Regions from separate parts of the Homo sapiens genome. Here region 1 is linked to region 2. A link is a contact called in ENCODE Hi-C or POLR2A ChIA-PET data. All regions are on one chromosome and are shown on one strand. Each heading gives the region's core, a stretch centred on a gene start or an enhancer-like site at or near the end of the contact. The rest is flanking DNA. Distances are from core to core; before and after follow the strand shown. Region 1 holds the start of S1PR2 (sphingosine-1-phosphate receptor 2). Region 2 overlaps DNMT1 (DNA methyltransferase 1).

Region 1 (7,077 bases), core at 3,974-6,473, 88 kb after region 2:
ACACAGGCGCCTGCGCCCTCATGCTGACCTGGGTCAGGGAGAGTCTCACCACTGATAGCTCCGTGCCCTGCTCATTCATTACCACCCACTAACGCTGGATTTCAGGCTGGGTCTAAGCCTTGAGGCCACGGGTGCTCCCAAGATAAGGTCTTGGGGAGACACCAGGGCGGCCCTGAGATTCAAACATCCCAGAGGTCACACCATCTTCAAGGACACAGACCTTGAAGGCAATCCAGAATTTGCTCCCATTCCACCTCTGAAACACTGGGCAAGTCCCTAGACGCTGTCTCAGCCTGAACCTCCTTATCTGTGCAATAGAGAGAAGAAAGCCCACTTCATGGGGGTGATGGGAAAATCCTTTTAAATGACGCATGAGGCACGTTTAGCTCATAGTAAGCACTCAACAAATACTGCCAAATGTTATTAGCTCCCCTCTTTCCTCCAGTCCTTTGGGAAGGGAAGGGATGTAAGCCAACCAGACGAGATCTCCAACAGCCTGTTCTCATCAGCACCATCTAGCTCTGCCCTGGGACAGAAGGTCCTGCCGGGATGGGCAGGGCGCTGGCACCCCCTCCCCAGCCAGGATGAAATCCAGATGTGAGGCCCCTGGAACAAACAGGGTGGAGTCCTCACTCTGCAGTCACATCCGGTGTGAGGAAGGCGGGATGTAGGGGGAGTCAGGATGGGAGAGACCCCATCTGGGAGGTCCTGGCTGGGAGGATGGGGCAGCTTTGCTGAAGTCATGTGAGCCGTGAAGGGGTGTGCAGCCCCGCCGGGAGGGGGTAAGGCATTTGTTCCATGAAAACCTGAGTCACCCCCCCAACCCCCTCCCATCCCTCCCCTCCACCCTCTTCCATCCCTCCCTCTACCCCCTCCCATCCCCCCCCATCGCCACCCACCAAGGAAAACTGAGCCGTGGTGGGAGGGGGCGGGGAGAGGCGCTCCTCGGCAGAGAGGATGAGAGGCAGACACCATGGCCTTCCCCCAGCTTGGGGGTAGGGTTAGGGGTTGTCAGAGGCGCCAGTGCAGTGTATGCCTTTCATGAAGGGAGAGGAAGTTCCAGCCTTAGCTAAATGGGAGGGAGGGGGGAGAGTAGGGGGAGTCCTCCTCAGGTCCCTAGAAACACGTCTGGCAAGGACTGTGTGCACCGTTCCAGAAAAGTCTGGTTAGGCCAGTTCTCCTGAGCCCAGGAGTGATGGAGGTTTCCGGAGTCACCCAGCCATCTCAGTCCCTGGCCGCCCCCTCCAAGGGGCATCCTGGCCCCTGGCTGGATAGAGGCAGCTGCTCCCCCAGGGCGGAGGGACATCCGTCCTAGTTTGGGAACAGACAAGGGCTTGTGCACGTCCCCGGGGACTGCTGCCCCTCCCAGATAGCCACACAGAGGCCCCTTGTTCCCTTGCTGGACGCAGCCCCGGGCATCTTGATGCCCTCTGCACGCTGCAGCCAGTCCCAGGCAGGCTTGGGCCCAGGCTGCGGCTGGATCAGACACAGCTGATGGGCCGGAAACAGCCCATGCTCTGATTGGCTCATTTTCAATCCAAGGGCACTGAGCAATTTGCCTATTGGCCCGGGCTTTCCATCTTCTGCCTCTGATTGGTCCAGTTGGGGGCGCTCTACGGCCAGCCCTACCGATGGGGTCCTTTATAGGCGACGGGAGCTCAGGCTTTCTGAGGATAGAGTTAATGCTATGTGGACGTCCCTAGGGGGAGTTTGAACCGCAGCCTGACCTCTGGGTCACCCCGACCAGACACCCCCAGGCTGCCCTGGCCTGCTGGGCCCCTCCTGGGGTTCATAAGTGAGAATCAAGGTCCCTTTCCAGGCCTGGGGAGCACGCTGTGCAGTGCAGCCGCCCCCTCTGCTGCTCACCAAGAGATTTGCTGTGGCTTCCTGGATAAATAAGAAATGTGTTTAGGCCGGGCGCAGTGGCTCATGCCTGTAATCCCAGCACTCTGGGAAGCCGAGGCGGGCCTATCACCTGAGATCATGAGTTCAAGACCAGCCTGGCCAACATGGTAAAACCCCCCTCTACTCAAAAAAAAAAAAAAAAAAAAAAAATTAGCCGGGCATGGTGGTGTGCGCCTGTGATCCCAGCTACTTGGGAGACTGAAGCAGGAGAATCGCTTGAACCCGGGAGGCAGAGGTTGCAGTGAGCCAAGATCGCAGCCATTGCACTCCAGCCTGGGTGACAGAGCGAGACTGTCTCAAAACAAAACAAAACAAAACAAAACAAAATGAAATGTGTTCAGCCCTTGCACCCCAGGGACTAACTAAGCAGTCTGTCTTTTTCCCTGAGAGGAAGACTGGGGGTGCTGCACTCTCACCTTCTGCAGCCCGGGGAGGCTAAGGCATTCACAGAGGGAGAAGCAGCTCTCCTAGAGAAGGGGAAACTGAGGCCCACATTCTATCCAAGACTCATCTTAACCACTAGGACTTTACTGAGGCAAGCACTTGGGCGGTTGACGCCTCCCAGAAAGAGGAAGCAGGGCACTGAGGTTGGAGCTGGCAGAAGAGTCACCCCCTAGGTGGATGGCGTGGCCTAGCCCATGTCCCCTCCCTGTGTAAGGTTACCAGGTTTTGAGAAGGACACAGAGCCTGTCTCCCGGTCACCTTCACCAAGTCTGCCCTGACTCCCTCTCAGAAGCTCAGAAAGAGGCCACTGGGCTCACATAGAATGTCCAGGCCTGAAATGGAACAGGAGGGACAAGTGATGGGGTTTGGAAGGAAGGGAAGAGAGATAGACTCAGACGACTGTTTGTCTGGAGATTAGGAGAGGGGAAGGATGGAGGAAGCCTCAGTGGCTTCCAAGGTCCTCTCCACCCACTCCCAGTTCCAGAAAGGCAGGCCCTGTGGTTACAGTTCCCCCTGGTCACCCATGGAGCCCGTGGTAGCCACCCTACCTTTTGGTTTCTCTGTGGTTGTCAGGACCCCCTACCCTGCCATTCTCTACCAAGCAGCCAGGGGGAGCTTTTAAACTTGTAACTCCATGTCACTCCCCAACTCCAAATTCTTCCATGGCTCCCTATAGCCCAAGTAGGATGGCCCCTGCCGATGAAGCCTCCTCCCACTCTTCCCCCAGGGCCATTCCACTCCAACCACACTAAACCTCCTCCATGCTACCCCTACCCCTACCTCCAAGCCTTTACCCCTGCTGTTCTTCTTGGGGCACACTCTTTTTCTCAAAAAAAAAATTTTTTTTTTTTGAGACAGAGTCTCACTCTGTTGCCCAGGCTAGAGTGCAGTGGTGTGATCTCGGCTCACCACAACCTCTGCCTCCTGAGTTCAAGCGATTCTCCTGCCTCAGCCTCCTGAGTAGCTGGGATTATAGGTGCCTACCACCACACCTGGCTAATTTTTGTATTTTTAGTAGAGATGGGGTTTCACCATGTTGGCCAGGCTGGTCTGGAACTCCTGACTTCAGGTGATTCACCTGCCTAAGCCTAGGAAAGTGCTGGGATTACAGGCGTGAGCCACCACGCCTGGCCTTTCCTCAAATCTTTGAATGACTGTCTCCCCATCTTTCAGAAAGGCAGGCCCTGTGGTTACAGTTCCCCCTGGTCACCCATGGAGCCCGTGGTAGCCACCCTACCTTATAGAAAGTGACCTTTCTATTTAAAGGTCACTTCCTCAGAGGGGACTCCCCTGACCCCCAGTCTACAATAGCAGCCATCTCCAAGCCTTTTCTAATCACAGAATCTCGTTTTATTATCTGCACAGCGCTTGCCACTATGGGAAACTATCATGATATCTTTCCTTTTCTGTCTGGCTTCCACCTAGACAGTCAATGCCTAAGGCCAGGGAGCAAGTCAGTTATCAGCCCCTACAGGGATGCCTGGCACAAATAAAACACTCAGAAAACGTGTGGAATGGGCAAATGAATGAATGAATGAATGAACCAATGAACAAAGGAGACCCTAGTGGGTTCCCAAGGGTGGAAACTCCTAAGCTCAGCCCAGACCCAAACAGCAACAAAGGAGCCTGGAGACACCTCTGGTCCGCGGGCAGCGCCCCCATCGCCCACCATCAACCAGGCAAAGCCCAGCGTGTCTCCATGGAGATGGCAGCAGGACCCGACCCCGTGCTGGCCCGCACTCTCGGCCTCCTTATCTGGTTTAGGAATGCGCGGTATCCACGCTCGCTCGCGCGGGAGCCACGCCTCCTCTCCCCCCCGCCCCCGAGACCGCCACACGCGCGGGGCCCCCACGTCTCCAAGCGGCACTGGAAGGATTCCTCTCCGTCCCGCCAGGGGTCCCGCCTCGAGATTCTGGGAAGACTGGGGGTGGGGGACCAGATCGCAGCAGCAGCTGCACCGCGAGTTCCGCGCCTGGCCGTGTCGCCCCACGAGGGGGACTGTGGGCTCAGCGCGTGGGGCCCGGAGCATCTGACAAGGACAGAGACAGAGGAGGGGGTGGAAATCCCCGGGTGAGTCAACCCGTGCCTGAGAAGGGGGCGAGTTCCGACGCTCCGCCCGGCTCGGGGCCACGCGAGGTCCGCGCCACGCGCGCCTTCACCCACGACCCATCCCTGAGCCGGAGTTGAAAGAGGAGGCGTCTGAGCCACGCAGTCACTTTCTCTTTCCTTACAAAACAAAGCCACGCCCCCCGCCGGGGGACCGGAGGAGGCAAACAACTTGGGGAAACCGAGGCAGAAAGCCCGACGTCCGACCGCCCTCCCCGTGGGTGCCGCCCCTTGGCTTGGAGGCTCCACGGCGCGCACATCCTTTTGCCCTCGCTCAGCCGGAGTCAGCCAGGAGGGGTGTTGCCCCCCCCCAAACACACTCCCCAAGACCCCGGTCCCCGAGCACGGCGTCCTGCCTCCCAAAGACTCCAGTCGAAAGCGCTCGGATTCAGCCTTCTCCCCGGCGCCAACTTCCTGCCGCTGAGAAAGGCGGGGAGCACAGTCTGCGGGTTCGCGGCCGAGGCAGTGGGGGCCGCCCGGATTCTTGGAGAGGGCGCACTGTGACCACCCGCTCCGTGCAGCAGGAACCCAGGCGGCGCGTGCGCGCCCCAGCCCCCCGATTGGGGCCCCTCAGCTCGGATCCCGAGACCTCAGGGGACCAGGCCCGCCTTTTCTGCCTCCTTGTCGCCACGCGCGCTCACCTGGCTAGGCCGGCCCGGCTCCCGGCCCTGGCCGGAGGGGCCTTGGCGTCTGCGTCCCCAGGGCGGCCGCGGCTGGGGCTGGGGTTGCCAGCCGGGCTCGGCTAAGTCCCGGGGCTGGGACGAGGGACAGAGGGGGGGGCGGAGAGCCGCCGCCTCTGCCCCCCGCTCGCCCCGCCCTCCTCTCCTCCCCTTTCCGGCGGCGGCTGCAATGAATTCCAGATGTGACCGGCCGGCTGGCCGGGGCGCACGCGGGGGCCGACAGGAGCTGCACGGAGGGCCCTTTGTCCGCCCCCCCCACCCGATCTCTCACTCTGCCCCTCCCAGCCCCCACCCGTGAGAACCGGCCGGCGCGAAACGTCACGCAGCCTGGTGACGTCACAGTACTCCTGGCCAGGTGGCCTCAACCTGAAACAACTGTCTTCAACCCCAGGTTACCTCTGGGCTTACCCCTGGGACCCTGGACTTGGAAGAAAACACGAGGTCACATTTATTGACTCAACAAAGAGCCTTGGAAGTACCTACTAGGTGTCAACGCAGCAAATAGGCATTAAGTGCCTACTGTGTGTCCACCCAACAAATAAATTCCTACTAAGTGCGATGTCCTGTCCCAAAGACAAAATTGATCTCTTTTTTTTTTTCTTTTTTTGAGACATGGTCTTGCTCTGTCATCCAGGCCAGAGTGTGGTGGCTCAATCATAGCTCACGGGAGCCTCAGCCTCCTGCCTCAGCCTCCAGAGTAGCTGGGACTACAGGTGCGCCATCATGCCTGGCTAATTTTTTGCAGTTTTTTGTAGAGATGGGGTCTCGCTGTGTTGCCCAGGCTGGTCTTGAACTGCTGCATTCAAGCAATCCTACTGCCTCAGCCTCCCAAAGTGCTGGAATGACAGGCGTGAGCCACTGTGCCTGACCAGTCTCTCCCTTGATAGGACCTCCAGAATTCAGGTGCTGCCCTGTTTCCCTTGGGGGACTGGGGACACTCCACACTCTTTCCTGCCTCTGTAGATCACTGTCCCCTCTGGCGGGGCCCAGTTTGTGCCTGCCTTCCAGCGTCGGGCCCAGTCTTCTATCCAGATTTCCAATTTTCACTAATTCCTGGGCATTTCTGTGTGCCTGCCTGCGGAAATGATGGACACTACACCTTCATCGAATGATGTGTGTGTGTGTGTGTGTGTGTGTGTGTGTGTGTGTGTGTGTAACCAGCAGTTCGACAACAGGATAGGAAAGCCCCTCATTCCAGCAACAAAATTTTTTTGTTTGAGACAGAGTCTTCCTTTATCTCCCAGGCTGGGGTGCAGTGGTGCCATCTCAGCTCACTGCAACCTCTGCCTCCCAGGTTCAAGCTATTCCTGTGCCTCAGCTTCACAAGTAGCTGGAAATACAGGCGCGTGCCACCACGCCTGGCTGATTTTTTTGTATTTTTAGTAAAGACAGGGTTTCACCATGTTGGCCAGGCTGGTCTCGAACTCGTGACCTCAAGTGATCCGCCTGCCTCGGCCTCCCCAAGTGCTGGGATTACAAATGTAAACCACAGCACCTGGCAACAAATATTTTTTATGCACCTACTGGGCACAGCAGTGAACAACAACAACAGCAACAAAAAGGAAAAACTCCTTGACCAGATGGATTTTTTTTTTTTTTTGAGACAGAGTCTAGCTCTGTCGCCAGGCTGGAATGTAGTGGCACTATCTCGGCTCACTGCAACCTCTGCCTCCCGGGTTCAAGCGATTCTTCTGCCTCAGCCTCCTGAGTAGCTGGGATTACAGGCATGCGCCACCATGCCCAGCTAATTTTTGTAGTTTTAGTAGAGATGGAGGTTTCACCATGTTGGCCAGGATGGTTTCGATCTCCTGACCTCATGATCTGCCCGCCTTGGCCTCCCAAAGTGCTGGGATTACAGGCATGAACAACCGTGCCTGGCCAACCCAGTGGATCTTATGTTCAGGTGGGAAATATGGCTTTTTATGAGGGTACCATTTGTGAA
Region 2 (7,583 bases), core at 3,969-6,468:
AAAGGCTGAGGACTCGGGAGGAGGAGCCTGGGATCAGATTCCATGTCTCCCCTGAGTCTTGGGCAGGCTGACTGTTCCCACGAGGCTGCTGGGCTGGGCCTCGAGGAGGAGCCGCTCTGTCAGGGTGCCATTACCTTACAGATGTGGTCCCTGAGGATGGGCTGGTACTGTGCGCCCCGGAGCTGCCTCTGGAACCAGGACTGAGGCTCCCCGTTGTAGGAGATCTCCAGTGCCGAGGCTCCATTCCGCACCTCCGGCAGGTCGGACATCGTGTCTCGCACCGTGATGGTCCGGAAAGGACCCGAGCTCAACCTGCAACAGAGGAGGAGGTCAACACCTCTGGAGATGCACGCAGCAGCTGTCCCCTCATCACAGGTGCCACCCCCTGCCTGCTCAGATGGCCTTCTCCCGAGATCACAGCACTGCCCGAGGTCACATGGGTGGCAGTGTGCCTGGATGCCATCTGGAAGGGGGGATGGGGCTATGGCGTGGGCTTTGTGGATGACCACAGCCAAGCATGCGGCTGGCCGCTCTGCACATGCTATCTACTAGGGAAGCAGATGATGCAGGGTCAGAACTGGAGACCACAGGTGGCAGAGTGCCATGTGGCAGAGCACCGTGTGGCAGGGCAGATGCTGTACCATCCTCTCCTCCCCAAGCCTCACCAGGGAGTACTCACGGGCCCCATGAGCTACTGAGGCCTGCTCGGCAGTGTGTGGAGGAGCGACGGGGGCCACCTACCTGGTTATGTTGCTCACAAACTTCTTGTCATCCACCACCACGCTCAGCTGGCAGGCCCGGGGAGCAAACACGTGCAGTGGCTCCGGGAACAGAGGGAGCTTCTCTCCAGGGGCCGCGGCCAGGATGATGGCCCGCCTCCTAGTCTGGGCCACGCCGTACTGACCGGCCTGTGGGGGAGAAGGACGGACAACCCCACCGTCAGTGGGACACTCCCAACTGGACTGGCCAGACCCAGGCCCAGGGTCAGCAGCCTGAGTCGGGAGTGGCTGGCCAATGCGGAGTGCACTTGCAGAAATCCCCAGTTACCTCAGCAGGCGTGCTCCTGGTCAGAGGAGTTTGGAGCAGATAAAGAACAAAAGCAGCTGAGCCCAGGGGACAGCCACTGGGGAAGGTGGGAGCAAACCCTGCGGGGAAGTCCGGCCAGCTCTGAAAGCACTGCAAGGGCCCCAAGGTCTTAGCACTCGGGGAGAACACTGGAGACCAGGAGCCCTGTCGCTTCCCTGATGGCTGTGGTCACAAGGACAGAGAACGTGGCTGCAACAAGTCTTGTCTGGTGAGCCTGAGTCGCCCTGAGGCTGAGCTAGGGGACCGGGTAGCCAAGTGCTTGCCCACTTAGGCAGACATCCTGTGCTAGCATCTGGATAGCTGTTTCATTTTTAATTATGCCCTCAATTGCTGAGCTGATACAGAGAGGATGGGGGATGCTTTTCAGATAAGGCCTGGGCCCCACAGACTATGTCCATCCCTGTCCCTGCAGACACAGCCACCTGGAGTGCAACCCTCGGCCATCTGTGGGGGTTTGTGTGCGCAGTTACCCAGAGCAAAACTGTCTTTTAAACCAATCGAACAGCTGCCGCCTACACATGGCTCTGCGCACCTCACTTCCCCTCCCGCTCTGTGCAGACTCAGCCATTCCACAGTGCTCCATGGTGGGCTGCTCACCCTTCCCCATCGAGGGAAAGGAGCCAGGAGCTGCATGGCGAGAAGCCCATTGTAGCCAGCCCTCCCAGGCATGTTCGAGAACACAGCTCAAGAGACACTAGCGGTGGACTTGCTGGGGGCCGGCTGAGCACGCATCTCCCCTGACTCCGCCAGTGGGACAGAGCACCATGCCAGCCTCTGCTGCCTGGATGGCAGGCCTATGCCATTGAACCCTGCCTTCAGTAAGGGATGGCTGGCTGCTGGCCGGGTCACGTGCTGGCCACATCTGTCTGCCCGCCCCAGCCCCAGGGCCCACCTGCAGCACGCCGAAGGTGCACTGATAGCCCATGCGGACCAGGCAGCGGAGGGTGAGCTTCAGGACCATGGAGCGCTTGAAGGAGACAAAGTTCCTGACATTCTCCAGGAGGAAGAACCGGGGCCGGTAGTAGTCGCAGTAGCTGTAGGGGGCAGGAGAGACTGCAGGAGTCACCTCCACAGACAGAGGGAAGAAACGACCCACTGTGCCGGAAGCCCCTCACGAATGTTATCAAAGTCTCTCCCTGGTGAGAGCTGAGCTGTGAGCTTCCGGGGGGCAGAGGCCTCAGTGCAGGGCGAAAATGACCACTGCTGACATGCGGCACAGCCCCGGGCCGTCTGGCAACACTGGGGGGCTTCTACCCGTTTACCTGAGGAAGGAAACCACCAGAGAGTTTTTGAACTTGGAGTAGGTGCGCGAATTGAAGCGGTTCATGCCGCTGAAGCCCTGGCAGGGCGGCCCGCCGCACAGCATCTCCACGTCTCCCTTCTGGGGCAGCCGCTGGCCGCGGGAGTTGGTGGTCTCCCCAGCCATGACCAGCTTCAGCAGGATGTTGCAGTCCTCTGTGAACACTGTGGAGCCGGGGTTGTTCAGCCGGAACGCCTGGGCCGCAGGGTCCCACATCTCGATGGCCCACAGCGTGTCAGAGATGCCTGGCAGATCAAGCACGAAGCCATGCTTTCAACTCTCCAGAAGATTTTTTTTTTTTTTTGAGATGGAGTCTCGCTCTGTCACCCAGGCTGGAGTGCAGTGGTGTGATCTTGGCTCACTGCAAGCTCTGCCTCCCAGGTTCAAGCGATTCTCCCACCTCAGCCTCCTGAGTAGCTGGGACTACAGGCACACACCACCACGCCCAGCTAATTTTTGTATTCTTATTAGAGACGGGGTTTCACCATGTTGGCCAGGATGGTCTCAAACTCCTGACCTCATGATCCACCCACCTCGGCCTCCCAAAGTGCTGGGATTACAGGCGTGCGCCACCGTGCCTGGCCTCGGAAGGAGATTCTTGAGTCAGGAAGGTGACCGGGGTTGGAAGTCGTTTCAGGTAGCACCTGCCCGGTCTGGGCTCACCAGGTATTCAGAGATGGAGCCTACGGGCGCTCACCTGCTTGGTGGAATCCCTCCGACAACCCCCCGCAGCCAGAAAACACATCCAGGGTCCGCAGCTTGGGCAGCTTGATCTCTATCTCTGGCTCGCTCGGCTCACAGGCTTGGGACTTGGGCTTGCCCTTCCCTGGGGGAGAGAGGCCAGAGGCTAAACCCGATCCTCAGAGTCCAAGTCCACCTTGCTCTCAAGCGCCTTGTTAACTCAGGCGGCCTCGCTGTCCCAGAGTCAGTAACACCAGAGGTGGTTTTACACTGAGGGATTCACAGGCAGCCTCCAAGTTACAGAAGAATAACTTGAAAAGAAACTCATACAATGACGTACCTTTTCCCTTGCCCTTCCCTTTGTTTCCAGGGCTACGGGCATGGTTGGGAGGATCTTCAAAGCTTTTGCTCTTTGCATTATAGGCCTGAAAAGGAGAGAACTGCAATCGTTTGGGAGAGAAACGCACTGTCCCCTCTCTAACGCAGACTAGTAAGAAGGCAATTTGATAGTCACTTAATTTCTCCCTCAGTGGGGCCATGACCAATTAGCCACCAATAAGAGTAGTTTGACTTTGCTACAATAGAAACTTAAAACAATCCATTTTATTAATACTAACATTTGATCTGGCTGACACTGAAATGCCTATTACAAGCACTTGAGAGTACCTTCTAGAACAGGAAAAAGTGCTATGCAGAATCTGCTGTCCAATTGGGCTACCTCATCCATGCCTGGGAGAACGTGGATGTATCGTTTTAAGGTAACAACACGGAAAGGCCAAGCCCCAACAATTTACAAGTCATGAGCTTGATCAGCTGACTCGTGGGCCCTCTCCATAACGAGGGCCACCCGCACAGGCATGTGGGCTGGGCCTGGACGTAGGCGCCTGGCCCAAGGGACCCAGGAGCAGGGGCACCTTCTCCAACTCATACTAAGACACCAGTCAGGCTGGTGGAAGCTGCCTCATGGTCCTCAACGTTCAGTTGCACCAAGACACTAAAACGTTAGGTTCTCTAATGACGTACTTTTTAAAAACCAGGAGTGTTAAACTCCGGGACCACTTGAATCTCATACAACTTGTGCTCTGGAGAACCCTGCTCAGACCCCCGTAAAGCTCCTGCAGAACAGCTTCACGTCAGCCAACCACCCACTTCTTACAAAAGCTGAAACCCTGCAGCCAAGCCGCCTTGTGTATAACCCGACATCAGACTCCTTCTGGCCAACTTTGACCCCGAAGCCTTCCCTCTAGCAAGCAGGGGCACCACCTCGAGGAAGTAGAAGCGGTTGGGGCCGCCCATGGAGTACACCTGGACGCACTCGGGCAGGTCCTCCCCATACTCCACGGTGCAGCGGCCCTGCACAGCCTTGAAGTCCACCACGGCCTCCTCGTCGCTCCAGTAGAGCAGGTTGATGTCTGCGTGGTAGCTCGCTGGAGTGGACTTGTGGGTGTTCTCAGGCCTGCGAGCGGGAGAGGCCTCGTTAGGAGCTCTCCTTTGTGGTGAGCTTATGCTGAATTAAACAGTACCATGTTCCTGGGGTGCTCAGGGAACTGCAGGGTAAAGACCCCCTAGTTCGAGAACCGCAGGGTAAAGACCCCCTCAGTTAGGGAACTGCAGGGTAAAGATATCTCCTCCCCACACTGGGGAACTGCAAGGTAGACTCCCCCCCATTTAGGGAACTGCAGGGTAAAGACCCCCCCTAGTTAGGGAACCACAGGGTAAAGATCCCCCAAGTTAGGGAATCGCAGGGTAAAGACCCCTCCCAGTAAGGGAATCACAGGGTAAAGATATCCCCTCCTCACATTAGGGAACTGCAAGGTAGATTCCCCCACAATTAGGGAACCGCCAGGTAATGACCCCCGACCCAGTTGGGAACCGCAGGGTAAAGACCCCCCAGTTATGGAACCGCAGGGTAAAGACCTCCCCAGTTAGGGAGTCATAGGGTAAAGACCCCCCTACTTAGGGAACCGCAGGTAAAGATAACCCCTCCCCAAATGAGGGAACTGCAAGGTAGATTCGCCCCCAATTAGGGAACCACAGGGTAGAGACCCCCCAACCATTAGGTCAGCTTGGCTGCTTGCTCTGCACGCCTGGCCCTGCCCTGCTGTGTCCGCCTGCCGGTAGCAGCCTCTCGAGTGTGTTTCTCTCACCTGTACCACTCACAGCCCTTGTTTTATTTCCTGTTATTACAAAGGCTTCAGGAAATCTTTGATCTATGTTAGCTAAGAGGTGAGGCAAGTGTATAGCTTCCTGTACAGGCTAGTTTCAGGTTAATGCCTAATCACCGCAAGTTACTCGGGTCTTAGAAAAAGAAAACGTAATAGGCCAAAAGCTTAGGAAAGAGAAAAAATCCCAGAGACAGAAAGGAGGACCTGGGAAGAGGTGGGGACAGCGGGACAGAACCTGGACAGTCATAGATGGAGCTTGGGAGGTTCTCTGGGGGTGCCCAGGCACTCTACCCGTTTTTTCTTTTGAGACGGGGTCTGGCTGTCACCCAGGCCGGAGTGCAGTGGTGGGATCATGGCTCACTACAGCCTCAAATTCCTGGGTTTCAGTGATCCCTTCAGCCTCAGCCTCCCAAGTAGCTGGGATTACAGGCGTGTGCCACCACGCCCAGCTAGTCTTTTTTTTTTTTTTTTTTTGGTAGGGCCGGGGTCTCACTACGTTTCCTCAAGCTGGTCTTGAACTCCTAGACTCAAGTGATCTTCCTGCCTCAGCCTCCCAAAGTGCTAGGATTAGAGGCGTGAGCTACAGTGCCCAGCCAGCTTAAGGATTTCTTTTGGAAAAAGGGCTCTGCAACATTAAAATAAGGACCTAAAAGTGAGGGCTGGGAACTAGAATTCTAGTCATTATCAGTGCCCACCGATAATCAGAAACACTTGGAAAAACAGCTACTTCAACCTAACTCTTAGAACAACTGTGGGTGCTATGCCACAACCTTGTTTCAGGCAGAGCCTTCTAGAAGAGTCTGTGGCCTCGTGGAAGAACAGAGGCCTCTGCTGACCTGTAGAACTTGTTGACCCGGATTTTGATGTCAGTCTCATTGGGCCTGCCGTTGCTCTTCTTGGGACAGAAGATCTCTTTGATCCGGCCAATTCGGTAGGGCTCAGGGGCATCCAGGTTGCTGCCTTTGATGTAGTCGGAGTATTTCCGGTAGTGCTCTGGGTACAGGTCCTCATCCACGGGCTCCTTCCGTGGGCGTTTCACGGGACTGGACAGCTTGATGCTGCAGAGAAGCACCCACTTGACATCAATGAACCTTCCACCTTGCAGTGGTCAGTCAGGCATGACTGACCAGTGAAAATAACCATTTAAAGTCAAGCACCTGATGAATTAAGGTAGGTGTGTACCCTAAGAAATGATTTAGGCTGGGCATTGTGGCTCACGCCTGTAATCCCAGCACTTTGGGAGACCAAGGCAGGTGGACCACAAGGTCAGAAGTTCGAGACCACCCTGGCCAACACGGTAAAACCCTGTCTCTACTAAAAATACAAAAATTAGCCGGGTGTGGTGGTACATGCCTATAATTCCAGCTACTTGGGAGGCTGAGGCAGGAGAATTGCTTGAACCCAGGAGGCAGAGGTTGCAGTGAGCTGAGATTGTGCCACTGCACTCCAGCCTGTGTGACAGAGCAAGACTCCATCTCACAGAAAAAAAAAAAAAAGATTTAGCTGCAGATTTAGTCTCACAGTTTGAAGCACGCATTCACCCTCTGCGCATTACTGGCTACGGTGGTGGCTGACACTGCTCAAATACCCCAGGCTCCTGCCTCCCGACTACTTGGCATCTTGTGTTTCCTGGCATGTGACGTGGGCAGAAGTGACCAAAGAGGATGTCACTGCCTGGGGAATGTCCTGTGTGCTTTCCCTTGGGCTCAAACACTGGCAACTTCTGACTCCAGCGGCCCAGATATCCAAGGGACACAACAGGTGGAGTCCTCTGCTGACCTGTGATGGGCACCTCGTATGAGCGAGACAGCGGCTACCGTGGTTTTTGTTGAGAGAGTTTCACTCTGTCACCCAGGTTAGAGTGCAGTGGCACAATCTCGGCTCACTGCAACTCCTCCTCCCAGGTTCAAGCGATTCTCGTGCCTCGGCCTCCCAAGTAGCTGGGATTACAGGTGCCCACCACCACACCCAGCTAACCCTGGCTAATTTATTTTTAGTAGAGACAGGTATGTCGGCCAGGCTGGTCTTGGTCTTGAACTCCTGACAGGCATGAGCCACCGCACCCAGTCCAGCTTCTGTGGTTTTAAGTCACTGTGATTTGGGGTTGTTGCTATGATACAACCTACGCTACCCTGACTAAGGCTCTGATCTAGAAGCGACACTGGAGGCCAATGTAAGGCGCCACAGGGCCTGGGACAATGGGAGTGTGGTCTGACTAGTGTGGAAAAGCTGTTCTTTGAAGAAGGCCTGCCGTTAGGGAAGTCAGCTGTCACGTTCTCCCCACTAGGCCCCCCAGGAGTCTGACGGGCCCCAAAGGCGTCTCTGTGCTGACTCTCCCACTTTGCCAGGAG

The links. Hi-C counts contacts between places; a loop is a spot of excess contacts on that map. ChIA-PET counts read pairs that join two places held with the same protein, here RNA polymerase II (POLR2A). Pooled maps may share reads with other maps.
Region 1: a loop to region 2 is called in a map of CD4-positive, alpha-beta memory T cell, with 3 times the contacts of the local background. The contact joins the promoter of S1PR2 here to the enhancer-like site in region 2. A Hi-C loop is called at or near these places in 2 of 168 maps with a recorded cell type or tissue (CD4-positive, alpha-beta memory T cell and naive thymus-derived CD4-positive, alpha-beta T cell) and 4 of 50 pooled maps. POLR2A ChIA-PET finds 5 or more read pairs at or near these places in 12 of 52 experiments (CD4-positive, alpha-beta T cell, CD4-positive, alpha-beta memory T cell, CD8-positive, alpha-beta memory T cell and 9 more).

What each region holds. Positions count from the first base shown.
Region 1 is chr19:10,226,108-10,233,184 of GRCh38, forward strand. S1PR2 (sphingosine-1-phosphate receptor 2) reads right to left here and starts at 5,224. Exons shown (of 2, transcript NM_004230.4): 1 at 5,097-5,224. MIR4322 (microRNA 4322) reads left to right here and starts at 4,306; the gene lies at 4,306-4,378. RefSeq lists enhancers at 3,719-3,768, 3,849-3,928, 3,868-4,582, 5,729-5,778 and silencers at 4,109-4,158, 4,869-5,528.
Region 2 is chr19:10,137,698-10,145,280 of GRCh38, forward strand. DNMT1 (DNA methyltransferase 1) reads right to left here. Exons shown (of 41, transcript NM_001130823.3): 29 at 6,069-6,290; 30 at 4,331-4,523; 31 at 3,408-3,492; 32 at 3,084-3,212; 33 at 2,349-2,631; 34 at 1,979-2,120; 35 at 742-908; 36 at 135-312. Among named protein-coding and RNA genes, the nearest start is that of EIF3G, 22 kb to the left of the region's middle. Within about 2 kb of position 5,219, at least 6 of the 41 ENCODE cell types and tissues checked have a DNase peak (open chromatin) inside an H3K27ac peak, as active enhancers do; they include CD4-positive, alpha-beta T cell, where a contact is called at or near this core.